2 separate regions of the Homo sapiens genome follow, and region 2 is linked to region 1. Evidence: chromatin contacts called from ENCODE Hi-C or POLR2A ChIA-PET data. All regions are on one chromosome and are shown on one strand. Each heading gives the region's core, a stretch centred on a gene start or an enhancer-like site at or near the end of the contact. The rest is flanking DNA. Distances are from core to core; before and after follow the strand shown.

Region 1 (6,857 bases), core at 3,216-5,715:
AATTCTGTTGGCTATGATATGCACATTTTTGGGCAAGTTATGAACTAGAGCCAAAAGTAGTATTTGACAGTTTTATTTACTCTGCCGTAATTTGCAAGCTTATCAGTTAAGTCTGTAGTTTTTTTAAAAGCCGTCATGATATTTGTGATTATTAGTACATAAACCAGTGTTATAATTTGATATTTGGGTTTTTCAGACTTTTAGTGGCAGATTTAGAGAATTCTTTATTTTCTTGACATGTGATATAGTATTTATTTACCTTGAGTGGTAAGGTTTTATAAGGTAGGGTTTCCATGATTTAGGATGTGAATGCAAAAACTTACACATAAGTTAATTAGATGTATAATTTGGTTATGAAATCTTTTCTAAAATAATACCACCAGAAAATTAACAGATCAAATTTTTGAGACAATCCTTGGTCTGGATTGGTTAATGAAAATGTCTTGTTTAAGAGGTTCTATTAAAAAATATTTCTAGTGTATTAGTCATAATTGTTTTTGTGGAGTGGGGGTAAACCACACCATTAAGGGAATAAAATGTAATTTGAAAGAGGTGATTATAAGATTTGTTTCAGGCCCCAAAATATAAATAAAAATTGGTGTGGAATCTCGTTAGTGTATATGTTTTCTGCCACTATAAAATTACCTTTTTAGCATCTGTTTCTAGTGGTGTAATACCAAGTAGGTAAATTTCGCAGTCTATTTTTAAGTGTCCTGAGTTTTTTGTTTCCTTAAACACATGAAAGGTAATAGTAAAGAATTTTTTACTGTATTTGGGAATTTTTACATAGGAGTTGTATTAGGTTTCCAGTCTCTGTAGTGTTGCCTTACAGAAATCTTTACATCTAAACTGAGTTTTTCTTCTCCTACATAAATTTAAATGTATTTTGATTTACTGAAGTTTCTAAAATGTACTGAGTACAGACATACACCACATAACGACGTTTCAGTCAATGACGGGCCACATGTACAACAGTGGTCCCATAAGATTATAATGTATTTTTACTGTACCTTTTCTGTGTTTAAATACACAAAACCATGATATTACAGTTGCCTACAGTTTTCAATATAGTATTTGTAGCCTAGGAGCAAAAGGCTATACCATGTAGCCTGGGTGTGTAGTAGTCTATACCATCTAGGTTTATGTAAGTATACTCTGTGATGTTCACATCACAATGAAATCACCTAATGACACATTTCTCACATGTCCCCAAGTTAAGCAACTGCATAGTTGCTGTTTCTTGCTTTTTGAGATGGAGTCTTTCTCTGTTGCCCAGCCTGGAGTGTAGTGGCGCAGTCTCAGCTCACTGCAAACTCTGCCTCCTGGGTTCAAGTGATTCTCTTGCCTCAGCCTCCTGAGTAGCTGGGATTACAGCACCCACCACCACATCTGGCTAATTTTTGTGTTTTTAGTAGAAACGGTTTCACCATGTTGGCCAGCTGGTCTCGAACTCCTGACCTCAGGCGATCCACCCGCCTTGGCCCCCCAAAGTACTGGGATTACAGGCGTGAGCCACCGCTCCCAGCCGATTGCATAAATGGAAGTAGTAGTAGAGTCATTGGATTGAGCTGGCTCTGTTTCTTGATGTGTTTTAGGCAAATCACTAAATCACCATGGGCCTTAACTTCTTCAGCTGTGTAAGGGAGGAATTAGATGAATTTTTTTTTTTTTTTTTTTTGAGATGGAGTCTCGCTCTGTCACCAGGCTGGAGTGCAGTGGTATGATCTTGGCTCTGCAACCTCCGCCTCCCAGGTTCAGACAACTCTCCTGCCTCAGCCACCCAAGTAGCTGGGACTACAGGTGTGCGCCAACATGCCCAGCTAATTTTCGTATTTTTAATAGAGACAGGGTTTCATGTTGGCCAGGATGGTCTTGACCTCGTGATCCGCCTGCCTCGGCCTCCCAACATGCTGGGATTGCAAGTGTATGCCACCGCACCTGGCCAAATTAGATTAGTTCTAAACACATCTAGCTGTTAAGTTTTTCAGTTTTAAGTGGAATTTTGTTGTGTAAAATTTAAAAGAGAAAATGGGCTTTAGCTCTTCAAAAAGCACACATGGGTTATATTTATATCATAAAGGTTTATCAGATACCTATAGAGTTCCTTTAAAGATACCTTGGTTAAATCTGCCACATTCTGATTTTGGTAGAAGTTATGATAGAATTATTCTGAGTTACCAATTTATGTAAAATTTTTAAGTAAATGTGAAAACTTACCAGTTAAACTGAGTGGATGTAGTGGTATATCTCTTTTTTTTTTTTTTTTTTGAGACACAGTCTTGCTCTGTTGCCCAGGCTAGAGTGCAATGGCGTGATCTCAGCTTACTGCAACCTCCACCTCTCTTGTTCAAGCGATTCTCCTGCCTCAACCTCCCAAGTAGCTGGGATTACAGGATTCCATCACCACTCTCAGCTAGTTTTTGTACTTTTTGTAGTAGAGATGGGGTTTCACCATGTTGGCCAGGCTGGTCTTGAACTCCTGACCTCAGGTGATCCGCCCACCTCAGCCTCCCAAGGTGCTGGGATTACAGGTGTCAGCCTCCACGCCCAGCTGTATATCATTTCAAAGCTACAAGGGAGCACTTTACCCTTGGATGAAAAAAAAAATGTTTATAAAGTTGAATTACAAAACAGACATTAAGAGTTTTAGAGCAAAATAAATACGCAGACTTACGGGTGAGACCATAACAATAATAGTCTGGGGAAATATCTCCAACAATGGCCATATACTGCATTACAGCCATTACAACTTTCCAATACCACTTAGGCTTAAGGGTCATTGGGAAAGCCCTTTGTTGATGTTTGTAGCGAGAAATACTATGAGCTAGTTTTGCTTATTTGGGCCAGACCTGTTCTGGGTGTTCAAAAGACATACTTGTCAGCATAAAGCAAATCATTGATTCCCCTTCTTGTTAAAATGTAGTGGAAAGGCTCTGAAGCCCAGTGAAGTGTGGTACCTTCAAAGAAAGTACATATAAAGCTCCTAGAACTTTATTTAATTGTGCTTGCACTTTGCTTTTTCCTTGGATGTGTCACTCCAATAAATACAAGACGTGCTACATTTTCTTTTGTGCAGAGCTTTCTGCCTTCATGTGGAGAGAGGATCATGTATCTAAGGGTAGAGGAGCTCTGAAGAGGACATAGCAACTGAAAAGTGCGACCACCCTTAGGAGGAGGTCAATATTTTAGCTAAGAACCATGAATGAAAGACTATTGCTGTCTGGGTGAGGTGGCTCCCACCTGTAATCCCAGCACTTTGGGAGGCTGAGGCAGGCAGATCACCTGAGGTCAGGAGCTTGAGACCAGCCTGGCCAACATGGTGAAACCCTGACTGAAAATACAAAAATTAAGCCGGGAATGGCAGCATACACCTGTAATCCCAGCTACTTACGAGGCTGAGGCACGAAGAATCACCCGAGCCTGGGGGACGGAGGTTGCAATGAGCTGAGATCCTACCACTGCACTCCAGCCTGAGCAACCGAGTGAGGCTGTCTCAAAAAAAAAAGAAAAAAAAAGATTCCTGAGCGGTAAATTTCGCTAACTGAAAGAACCCTTTACCAATTTGACCCTACCTGTTGAAAATACAGAATAATTTTTTGTCTTCAATGTTGGAGATTCGTCATTGTTCTTACCCAAAGAAAGACTTTGTGCATTTAGACGTAAAATGTTACTGATCACTGTTCCTAGCTCTAAATGAAGTTTGCCTAGACTGAGCCACAGAAGCCTCCTACTACATGATGTATATACCCTGTACAAGATAATAGTCATTTGCAGAAAATAAGTTTTACATTTGGCCTTCTGGCCATCTGATATTTGAGTGCCTTGAAAGGGGAAACAATTCTTCCCTTGAGGAAGAAGTGCTCCCATACTCTTGCATTCTTAGCAGTAGGGTCAATGTCTTACAGGAATATAAAAGTCCTTGAAGAGACATCTGTTAAGTGTGAAATAGAGCTACATGGCAATAAAAGAAGACACAGCACGAAGTAATGGCCTGATTGAGGTCAACTTCGAACATGAGGTTTGAGGTGTCCTATAGCAATAAAGTATCTTCAAAGTTGTTTATGATAGTAAAAACATCTTGCAGTTTAATTCCATGTGCAATTTGCTAAATGAGCGTGAAAGTATAGCCATACATACATAACACTCAACAATACAATCATGAAAGTCGGCTGCAGGCCGGGCGCGGTGGCTCACGCCTGTAATCCCAGCCCTTTGGGAGGCCAAGGCGGGCGGATAACCTGAGGTCAGGAGTTCGAGACCAGCCAACATGGAGAATCGCTTGAACCCGGGCGGCGGAGATTGCAGTGATCCCAGAATCCGAGATGGGGACTGTACTCCAGCCTGGGCAACAGAACAGACTCTGCTAAAAAAAAAAAAAAAAAAAAAAGTCGGCTGCAGACGGCGAAAGTGATCTCGGAACCTTTATGTTGGGGATCTTTTTTCGGGAGGGACCGGAAAAGAGGTGGGATCGTTTGTCGCGATGTGGAGTGGCCGTAAGCTGGGCTCCTCCGGGGGTTGGTTTTTAAGAGTGCTGGGGCCTGGAGGCTGTAATACAAAAGCTGCGCGTCCCTTAATTTCCTCGGCGGGTGAGTGTGTGTGCGGAGGTCCTTCGCATGCAGTCAATTGCGAGCGCTGGCGTCTCTGCGCATGCGCCGGGGGTGGGGCGGTGGGTTGTCTCTGGACCTCGCGAGGGGTCAGCGCGAAACCTAAGGCTTGGTCCTGGCCCCATCTCTCTCCATTGTAAACCTCGCATAGTCCCGTTGGCGGACGCCGGGGAAAAGAGCTCAGGACCAGTGGTCCTGTCTGGAAAAGCGCAGGCCGCGGGTCTCTTGTGGCTGAGCTCCTTGCCCCAGGAGCCGGCGACCCGCTCTGCGTGTGCTGCAGTCTGAAGGTCATGCATCTTTCCTTTGCCGGGGCAGGAATAACTCACGCCTCGTAGTTATGCATAGCTTTGTATCTGTGTTTTGTTTGCACAAAGCTTGCTGTTTTTTTCAGAAAGAATTTAAGGCAGCTGTATTACTTTTTGATTAATAGGTTAATCCAACAGACTGCATTTGCAAATGAGATCAAGAAAATAATGCACTGCTCAGTGCTTGTAGACAGCAGTCTGATTTTCGAACTCTCAGTATTAAGTAGAAACTTAAGCTCATCTTTCACATGGAACTCTTAACAAATACTGTATGCCAGACACTGGTATGAGCACTGGGAATTTAAAAATGAATGACACCGCAAGGATCTCTTTAAAAATGTTAGGATAAACCTAAGATCAGGATATAATGAACAAAAAAATGGGGAATCTAACCGCCCATTAATAAAGGTTATTAGTTGGTACTATCATACAGTGAAAAATAGTACAGCCAATAAAAATGATTTAAATCTATTTGTACCCACATGGAAAAGTAGTAAGATATAGTGTTAAGAAAGTAAAGTTTCATTGTTTCCTGGAAGGAGCCAAAAAAAAAAAAAAGTTACAAATCAGTATGTATAGTGAACTTGGAGTTACAGGTGGAGATATATAGAGAAATTTTGCAGTGATTGCCTGTGGTAGAGTAGGTGATTTTCTATCATTTTATCCTTTATATACTTTTCTTTTTCTGAACTTTTTTTAGTAAACATGTGTCTTTTATAATCAAAAATTTAGAAAAGATATAATAAACCTAGTTCCAATTTTTGAGGGGTGAACATAGAAGGAGCATTTAATCCATATTTGGGATCAAGGAAACTTCTTGAATGGGATATTTAGAGAAATCTTGAAGGAGGTGGCCAGTTTTAGAAGCAGTTGGTCGAGACAGGCAGCTCACTTGAGGTCAAGTGTTCGAGACCAGCCTGGCCAACATGGTGAAACCCTATCTACTAAAAATACAAAATTAGCTGGGCGTGGCGGCAGGCGCCTGTAATCCCAGCTACTCGGGAGGCTGAGGCAGGAGAATCGCTTGAACCTGGGAGGCAGAGGTTGCAGTAAGCCAAGATCACACCATTGCACTCCAGCCTGAGCAACAGAGTGAGACTCTGTCTCAAAAAAAAAAAAAAGCAGTTGGAGAGGGGAAAGGACCAGCTCGAGAATCTGTGAGAAAGTTTGTGAGAAACTGCAAGGTTCCTTGAAAAGTAAAGTGTGTAGGTGGAGGGCAGAAGGTAAAGGCAGGGGGTGGCAAGGGATGAGGAAGAGGCCTTTTTGGCCATGACACATTCATGAAAGGCCATTTACACCTCCTGAGGTAGACTATCCCGCGGACAGTGGAAATCACTGAAGAAGCAACATGAACAGATTTATGTTTAAGAAATAACACTTGGCAGCTGTCTACATAGAATGTGGGATGGAGTCAGGCAAGTCTAGGCCCAGGAAGACCTTAGAGCAATCCAGACAGTAAATTATCATTGCTGGAAATAAAGTATTGGTAGGGTAAAAGTCTGTCACCTGTTTTATTCACCATCAGCATGGTGCCTGGTAGGTGCTGAATAAATGACTTTTCAATAAATAAAATGAAAAAAACCTTTTCCCATTCCTTTAAAATTTCAAATACCAGGATGATCACAGATTCAAGGTAGAGAAGGAATTGGTAGCATTCTGTTTAAATACAAACTCAATTACTCTCTTTCCGTTGTGGTAAGGTGGTAGAGTGGTTTTTATTTTTACTTTTTAGATTAATTAATTTTTTTTTTTGAGAAAAGGTCTTGCTCTGTATCCCAGGTTAGAGTGCAGTGGCATGACCACAGTTCACGGCAGCCTTGGCCTCCCTGGCTCAATTGGTCCTCCCACCTCAGCCTCCCAAGTAGCTGGGACTACAGGCAGGCACCACAATGCATGGCTAATTTTTATATTTTTAGTAGAGAAGGGGTTTCACCACATTGTCCAGGCT
Region 2 (6,857 bases), core at 2,034-4,533, 91 kb before region 1:
TTCCTCAGACTCTCAGCTGGTGAGTAATAACTGTTTGAATAATAGCTGCTTTCAGATGAGCCACTGATGTTACCAAAATCTCTTTTCCTAATTCGCAGATCAGTCAACTAAGATAGTAGCCAGGGGGCTTAAAAATAATTTAAAAGCATTCTGTGAAAATAATCAGATTTAAAATTTCTAAAATCATAACTTTAAGGTATGTTATGGTTCCAATATGCCATGGATCAAATAATAAAAAGATATCAAGGCAGCTTTAAAATAAACATACTGGAAGAAACAAAAGAGGTGTGACTTCTATTGAGCAAAATGCCTATAACCCCTATTTTGTAGTTTCTGGTGACATTTGTTTAAATTTAGCATTTTTGTTCTTTAAAGAAAGATGAAATTTTAATAGTGAGCATCTAAAGGTTTTTTTTTTGAGACGGGGTCTCGCTCTGTCGCTGGAGTGCAGGCTGGAGTGCAGTGGCGCGATCTCAGCTCACTGCAAGCTCCGCCTCCCGGGTTTATGCCATTCTCCTACCTCAGCCTCCTGAGTAGCTGGGACTATAGGCGCCCGGCTAACTTTTTTTTTTTTTTTTTTTTTTTGTATTTTTAGTAGAGACGGGGTTTCACCATGTTAGCCAGGATGGTCTTGATCTCCTGACCTCGTGATCCACCCGCCTCGGCCTCCCAAAGTGCTGGGATTACAGGCGTGAGCCACCACGCCCGGCCACATCTAAAGGTTTTTTGAAGCCTAGCCTGATGATAGATTTTTAAGCTAGTGAGAAAGATGAAAAAAAGAGCAGCCCCTGATATTCAGAAGCTGGCCTGGCACCAACAGTTAGGCCATGTTATTCAGATAATCCCACAGAATAACAATCTGATAGTAGGTTTCTCTGAGACTACGATGAAATAAGACAAAGCAAGTCCACTTCATGATTTTGTCTAAAACAAGATCACTTTGCCATTTAGAAAATCTGAAACACCCTCCTTCAGCCAAAATGAGAAATGAAGGAATGCTACTTTACTAGTTAGAGATTTATCCTCATTTTAGTCTCCCCCACCAACTGCCACAATATGTAAGATTTATTGAGATGTCCCATGATAGAATTAGCCTCGCTTTCTGAGGGCATTCACTCTAGAGTAAACCTCTGCTTCCTGAAACCCACCTTCAGGTTATTCAACCAGAGCCTAAATCCTGGGTAGGTTCTTTACAGCACTCTCTTACTAGGACACCCTGTGGTTCCCCATGCTGCGTGATCTCCCTCACTGCCACAAGTAATAAACCCACCTAGTTCAACGATAGGTGTGTTTCTGATGGACTTTGGCTGGGAGGTGTTGATACTAGTAAGGATAATTTTAGTGAGAAATTGATCAGCCTGTGTGTGTGTGTTTGTGTGTGTGTGTAAGTGTGTAAGTCAGAGTATATGTATAGCTCATGATCTGACTTTTGAAAACAATTAAAGAGTTCTAAAAATGCTTAGCCCTCTAAACATGCTTAGTAATCTTAGATTGTTTTTCCCAGTAGGCACTTTTGAAAGACAGTATTGTTTTATATATATATCTTTGAAAGACAGTATTATTATATATATAACATACTGTTATATATATATAATAACCTCCTTTTTATATATATATTTACATGTAAATGTTTACCATATATATATGTATATATAGTCGAAAAGCAGCCTGTAAACATTTGTTCAGCCCCTTAAAAATTTAATGATAGATTCCAATGCCCTATTCTAAATAAAGTGTAGTGAGATCCTTAAAACTACTAAAGGGAAGTTATTGCCTAGTCATTTAAAAAGACCTGTTAAATGTGATTTCCTGTTAAATGCGATTGGATGTTGAGTTTAAATATTTGACATGCAGAGCTGTGTTTCAGGATTACTATATGGCAATTAGATACTGTAGTTAATAACTTTAGGTTTGTATCATTCTAACAGGGTAATTTTGAATCTTATATCTTAGGTTTTTAGGGCATAAAGTTGACCTGAGCTGTGGCACTGTTCTTTGAGTTGGTTACTGCCCTTTGAATCACCAGTTTATCTTTGTCTTTTGTCTATATACCGTTTATTTTTTTATTTTTATTTTTTTACCTTATTGTGCTGGCTCAGAGCTCCAGTAACATGTTGAATAGAGATGATGGGAGCAGTCAGCCTTGCCTTAATCCCAAAATTAGGGGAACAAACATTCAGCCTTCTCCCATTATTACATACGAAGGTACGATTTTCAGAGGTGTTCTTTGTAAGCTTGAGGACATTCCTTTCTATTGCTAGTTTTCTGAAAGTTTTATCGGAATGGATGTTGAATTTTGTCAAATGCTTTTCCCACATCTATTGAGATGATCATATGGTTTTTCTTCTTTATTCTGTTAATGTGGTGAATTACACTGATTCCTTTTTCAAGTGTTAAACCTATCCTGTATTCTTGTTACAAACCCCAGTTATGATATGCTTATATGCTGCTGGATTCAATTTAATATTTATGCGCATATCAACAGTGTGTGTGGAAAACTTTTTATTTAATGAAAATATTCTTTAAAATGTATATTATGAGTGTATAACTTGATGAATTTTCACAGCTAACACACTTGTGTAACTAACACCTTGCTCAAGTAACATTACCAGCATCTGGAAGGCCCCTTCAACTCCCCCCCACATTCACTACTTCCCTAACCCACATGAGTAACCACTAACCTGGTTTCTAACAGGATAGATTAGTTTTGCCTGTTTTAATACTGCATATAAATGGAATCTTACTATATACATTATTTTGCATTTGGCTTCTTTCTGTCAACATTATGTGTGAAATTCATCCTTCTTGCGTTTTCAGCAAACTTTTGTTTTCAAAGTTTAAGTGTATTTTTTATTTTTATTTTATTTATTTTTTGAGATGGAGTCTTGCTCTGTCACCCAGTCTGGAATGCAGTGGCACGATCTCGGCTCACTGCAACCTCTGCCTCGTAGGTTCAAGCAGTTCTCTTGCCTCAGCTTCCTGAATAGCTGGGACTGTAGATGCGTGCCACCACACCCAGCTAATTTTTTTTTTTTTTTTTTTTGTATTTTTAGTGGAGACAGGGTTTTGCCATGTTAGCCAGGCTGGTCTCAAACTCCTGACCTCAAGTGATCCACCTGCCTCGGCCTCCCAAAATGCTAGGATTACAGGCGTGAGCCACTGCGCCAGGTCTAAATGTACTTTTTAAAACTAAGGTTATTTCCTCATCTCATTCTGAAGGTTTTTTATTCTGTCTAAAAAATATTTTCATTGAGAAAAGGGAAGTGCAACTTGGTACTTGAAGTTTAAAATTACCTTAGATTTTACTTTTGACCCTTGAGGTAACTTTCAGTTAACATGGCAGAAAACACTTTAAAAAAAAATAGACTTTATTTTTTAGAGCAGTTTTAAGTTTACAGCAGAAGAGAAAACACTTTTTTTTTTTTTTTTGGAGACAGTCTCATTCTGTCACTCACACTGGGGTGCAGTGGTGCCATCATGGCTCATTGCAGCCTGGGCTTAAGGGATCCTCCCACTTCAGCCTCCTGAGTAGCTCGGACTGCAGGCACGTGCCACTACACTTGGCTAATTTTTAAATTTTTTTTGCAGAGACGGAGTCTCCCTATGTTGCCCAAGCGGGCCTTCCACTCTGGGCTCAAGTGATCCTTCCACCTTGGCCTCCCAAAGTGTGGAGGTTACAGATGTGAGTCATGGCATCCAGCCCAGAAAAGCACTTTTGACATTCAAAAGCTATGGAAGGCCGAGCACCATGGCTCATTCCTGTAATCCCCTAGCACTTTGGGAGGCCGGAGTGGGAGGATCACTTGAAGCCAGGAGTTTAAGACCAGCCTGGGCAACAAAGTGAGACCCCCCCTCTACCCCCGTCTCTACAAAAATTTTAAAAATCAACTGGATATGCTGGCATTCATCTGTAGTCCCAGCTGCTCAGGAGGTGGAAGCAGGAGGATCACTTGGGTCCAAGAGTTTGAAGTTACAGTGAGCTGACCGCACCACTGCACTCCAGCCTGGGTGACAGAGTGAGACTTCGTCTAAAAAAAAAAAAAGAAAAAACACAAAAGTCTGTCTTGAGTCCTCTGTAATTTTGACTGGGTGTGGTGGCTCATGCCTGCGATCCCAGCTACTTGGGAGGCTGAGGCGGGAGGATTGCTTGAGCCTTAGGAGTTCAAGACCAGCCTGGGCAACCCTGTCTCTTTAAAAAAAAAAAAAAAAAAAAACTATGGAAAATTATAGCCTGTCCTTTCTGTGATTATAGTGGATTTTTAAGGATAGTTGTTATAAAATACATATGTAACAGTTATTTCATGAATATAGGAATAGGACAATATATTCAATAGTTATCTTGGAAGATAACATTCTTTTTTTTTTTTTTTTTTTGAGACGGAGTCTCGCTCTGTCGCCCAGGCCGGACTGCGGACTGCAGTGGCGCAATCTCGGCTCACTGCAAGCTCCACTTCCCGGGTTCACGCCATTCTCCTGCCTCAGCCTCCCGAGTAGCTGGGACTACAGGCGCCCGCCACCGCGCCTGGCTAATTTTTTGTATTTTTAGTAGAGACAGGGTTTCACCTTGTTAGCCAGGATGGTCTCGATCTCCTGACCTCATGATCCACCCGCCTCGGCCTCCCAAAGTGCTGGGATTACAGGCGTGAGCCACCGCGCCCGGCCGGAAGATAACATTCTTTAATGTCCCAAGTTTATATTTGGGATCTGCTTTCTATTCCTTGTCCTTTAGGAGAAAGTGTTATTGGTGGGGATAGTACTTTAGAAACCAGATTTCGAGGGGAAAAAAATTCTAGAATTAAATGGGTTAATCCTTCACCCAATGTTAGCTGCTTTTGTCAAGCTTTATGTCTCTCCCCTTTAAAAGAGGGAGATGTTATGCTGATTTTGTTACATGATTCCACATTATTACTTTACTAGTAAAATATTTGGGGAAAAGAAAGGTGTATAATCCTACATTATACACAAATAATCATACATTATTTACTAGCAAATAATGTATGATTATTCGTGGAGTGGTACAAACATTAAGTAGATTAGTGATTTTATTTATAGGAGAGTGCATTAAAGGACAGTGACAAGCAACTAAAGATTGGTGATATCATTTGATCTAATAGTTTTATTAAGCAAAGGGCAGAGGATATGAAAATACCTGTGTTTTTCAAGGCAGGTATTCTGTTTTCCATTTTTATATATTTTATTTATGAAATAATAAAGTTTCTTAATACAATTGAGGCAATTTAGTTGGTGTTATTTAAGCAGAGTGTAACTCACAGATTTTTAATATGTTATTTTTAAATTGTACATTTCTGACATAGAGTTGATCATGTTTTTAAAGGACCCATTGGTGGTGGAACTTTCAAGGCCTGGACCACTGACCTCAGCCTTGTTCCTGTTTCTTCACAGCATGAAGGAGACTGAAAAAGGACCACTTTCTCCTAAAGTTCTTTTTAATCAGCTTTGTCAGAAGTGGGTGCATCTACATTTAATATAAATAATTATGAGTTACAAAATACTAATGTATTCATCATTTAACATGAATAGTCGTTTTTACTGTAACTTTGCTCTTATTGCCCTGACTATGAAGAGAACTAAAATTTGTTACAGCTCTATGCTTTATGAAAATTATATCTCAGTCCTCAGAAGAAGCAGCTTATCCTCATATATAAGGAAATGGAGACACAGAAATTAAATGGCTCACCTAGTCTGAGTGAAAAGCTGAGAATCAAATGGAGATCTGTCCTGACTTGGATGCCTATGTTGTAATACCATAAAGTGAGAAAACCATAGAGTTGTAAAATCTAGAAAGTACCGTAAGATAACATCTAATCTAGCTTTCTTATTTTAAAAGATGAGCTGTGAGGCAAATAGAGTTTAAGTGAATTTCTCAAGGTATTACAGTATGTTTAAAAACCAAATCCTTATGTGCCTGGAAATAAACACATAAAGGATCTGACTTGACTTTAATGCATTCATGTATTCATTTATATAAAAAATTGAGAGCTTGCTTTTTATGAGGTACTTGCTACAATTCAGGGGTACACAACATATATTGCGTCACAAATGCACCCTGTCCTCATGGAACTCACAAGCTAGTCCAGTCCACAATTACTAAAATATGTAGAAGGAAAATTATTTGAATATGAGCTTGTGTTTTTGTATATCTATAGACTTTAAAATCTCATTTTAATTAAAACTAGTAATGAATGCCATGATATTTTAAATATAGTCCAAAATAGAGGGCTTAGTGTATGTTTCATTTGGTTGGCAAATGATGTTTCTTCAAAGCCTGAGGACCAAAAAAACCTGCAAAATTCTCAGAGGCATGAGTGTCTCACAGAGTTAAAAAGTTTTTAGCACAGCCATAATAAAGAATGAAATCATATTCTTTGCGACAACATGGATGCAGCTGGAGGCCATTATTCTAAGTGAATTAATGCAGGAACAGAAAACCAGATACCACATGTTCTCATAAGTGGAAGCTAAACATTGGGTACTCATGGACATAAAGATGGCAACAGTAGAGAGTGGGGATTACTAGAGGTGGGAGAGATTGAGGGAGGAAGGGTTGAAAAACTAACTATTCGGTACTATGCTTAGTACCTGAGTGACGGGATCATTCGTACTCCGGACCTTTGCATCACACAATATACCCAGATAACAAACCTGCACATGTACCCCTTGAATCTAAAATAAAAGTTGAAATTAAAACAAAAAAAGTTACTAGGTCATTGTATGCTTTAGAAATTTGTTTCTGACTTTGCCAGAAATAACTTGTTTTGTATAGTTTTCTTCCTGGTTATAAAGGTTTATTAACATTTTAAAAATTACTATTAAAATAATGGGCACTCATAGATAAA

What was found. A loop is a pair of places that touch in the nucleus more often than their neighbours do. ChIA-PET counts read pairs that join two places held with the same protein, here RNA polymerase II (POLR2A). Pooled maps may share reads with other maps.
Region 2: a loop to region 1 is called in a pooled map, with 2.8 times the contacts of the local background. The contact joins the enhancer-like site here to the promoter of COQ3 in region 1. A Hi-C loop is called at or near these places in 2 of 50 pooled maps. POLR2A ChIA-PET finds 5 or more read pairs at or near these places in 6 of 52 experiments (AG04450, H1, OCI-LY7 and 2 more).

The regions. Positions count from the first base shown.
Region 1 is chr6:99,391,803-99,398,659 of GRCh38, reverse strand. COQ3 (coenzyme Q3, methyltransferase) reads left to right here and starts at 4,465. Exons shown (of 7, transcript NM_017421.4): 1 at 4,465-4,586. The coding sequence starts at 4,481. PNISR (PNN interacting serine and arginine rich protein) reads left to right here. Exons shown (of 12, transcript NM_032870.4): 12 at 1-610. RefSeq lists an enhancer at 4,570-5,209.
Region 2 is chr6:99,481,362-99,488,218 of GRCh38, reverse strand. USP45 (ubiquitin specific peptidase 45) reads left to right here. Exons shown (of 18, transcript NM_001346022.3): 7 at 1-19; 8 at 5,336-5,466. Among named protein-coding and RNA genes, the nearest start is that of USP45, 31 kb to the left of the region's middle. RefSeq lists a silencer at 2,895-3,034. Within about 2 kb of position 3,283, at least 3 of the 41 ENCODE cell types and tissues checked have a DNase peak (open chromatin) inside an H3K27ac peak, as active enhancers do; they include OCI-LY7, where a contact is called at or near this core.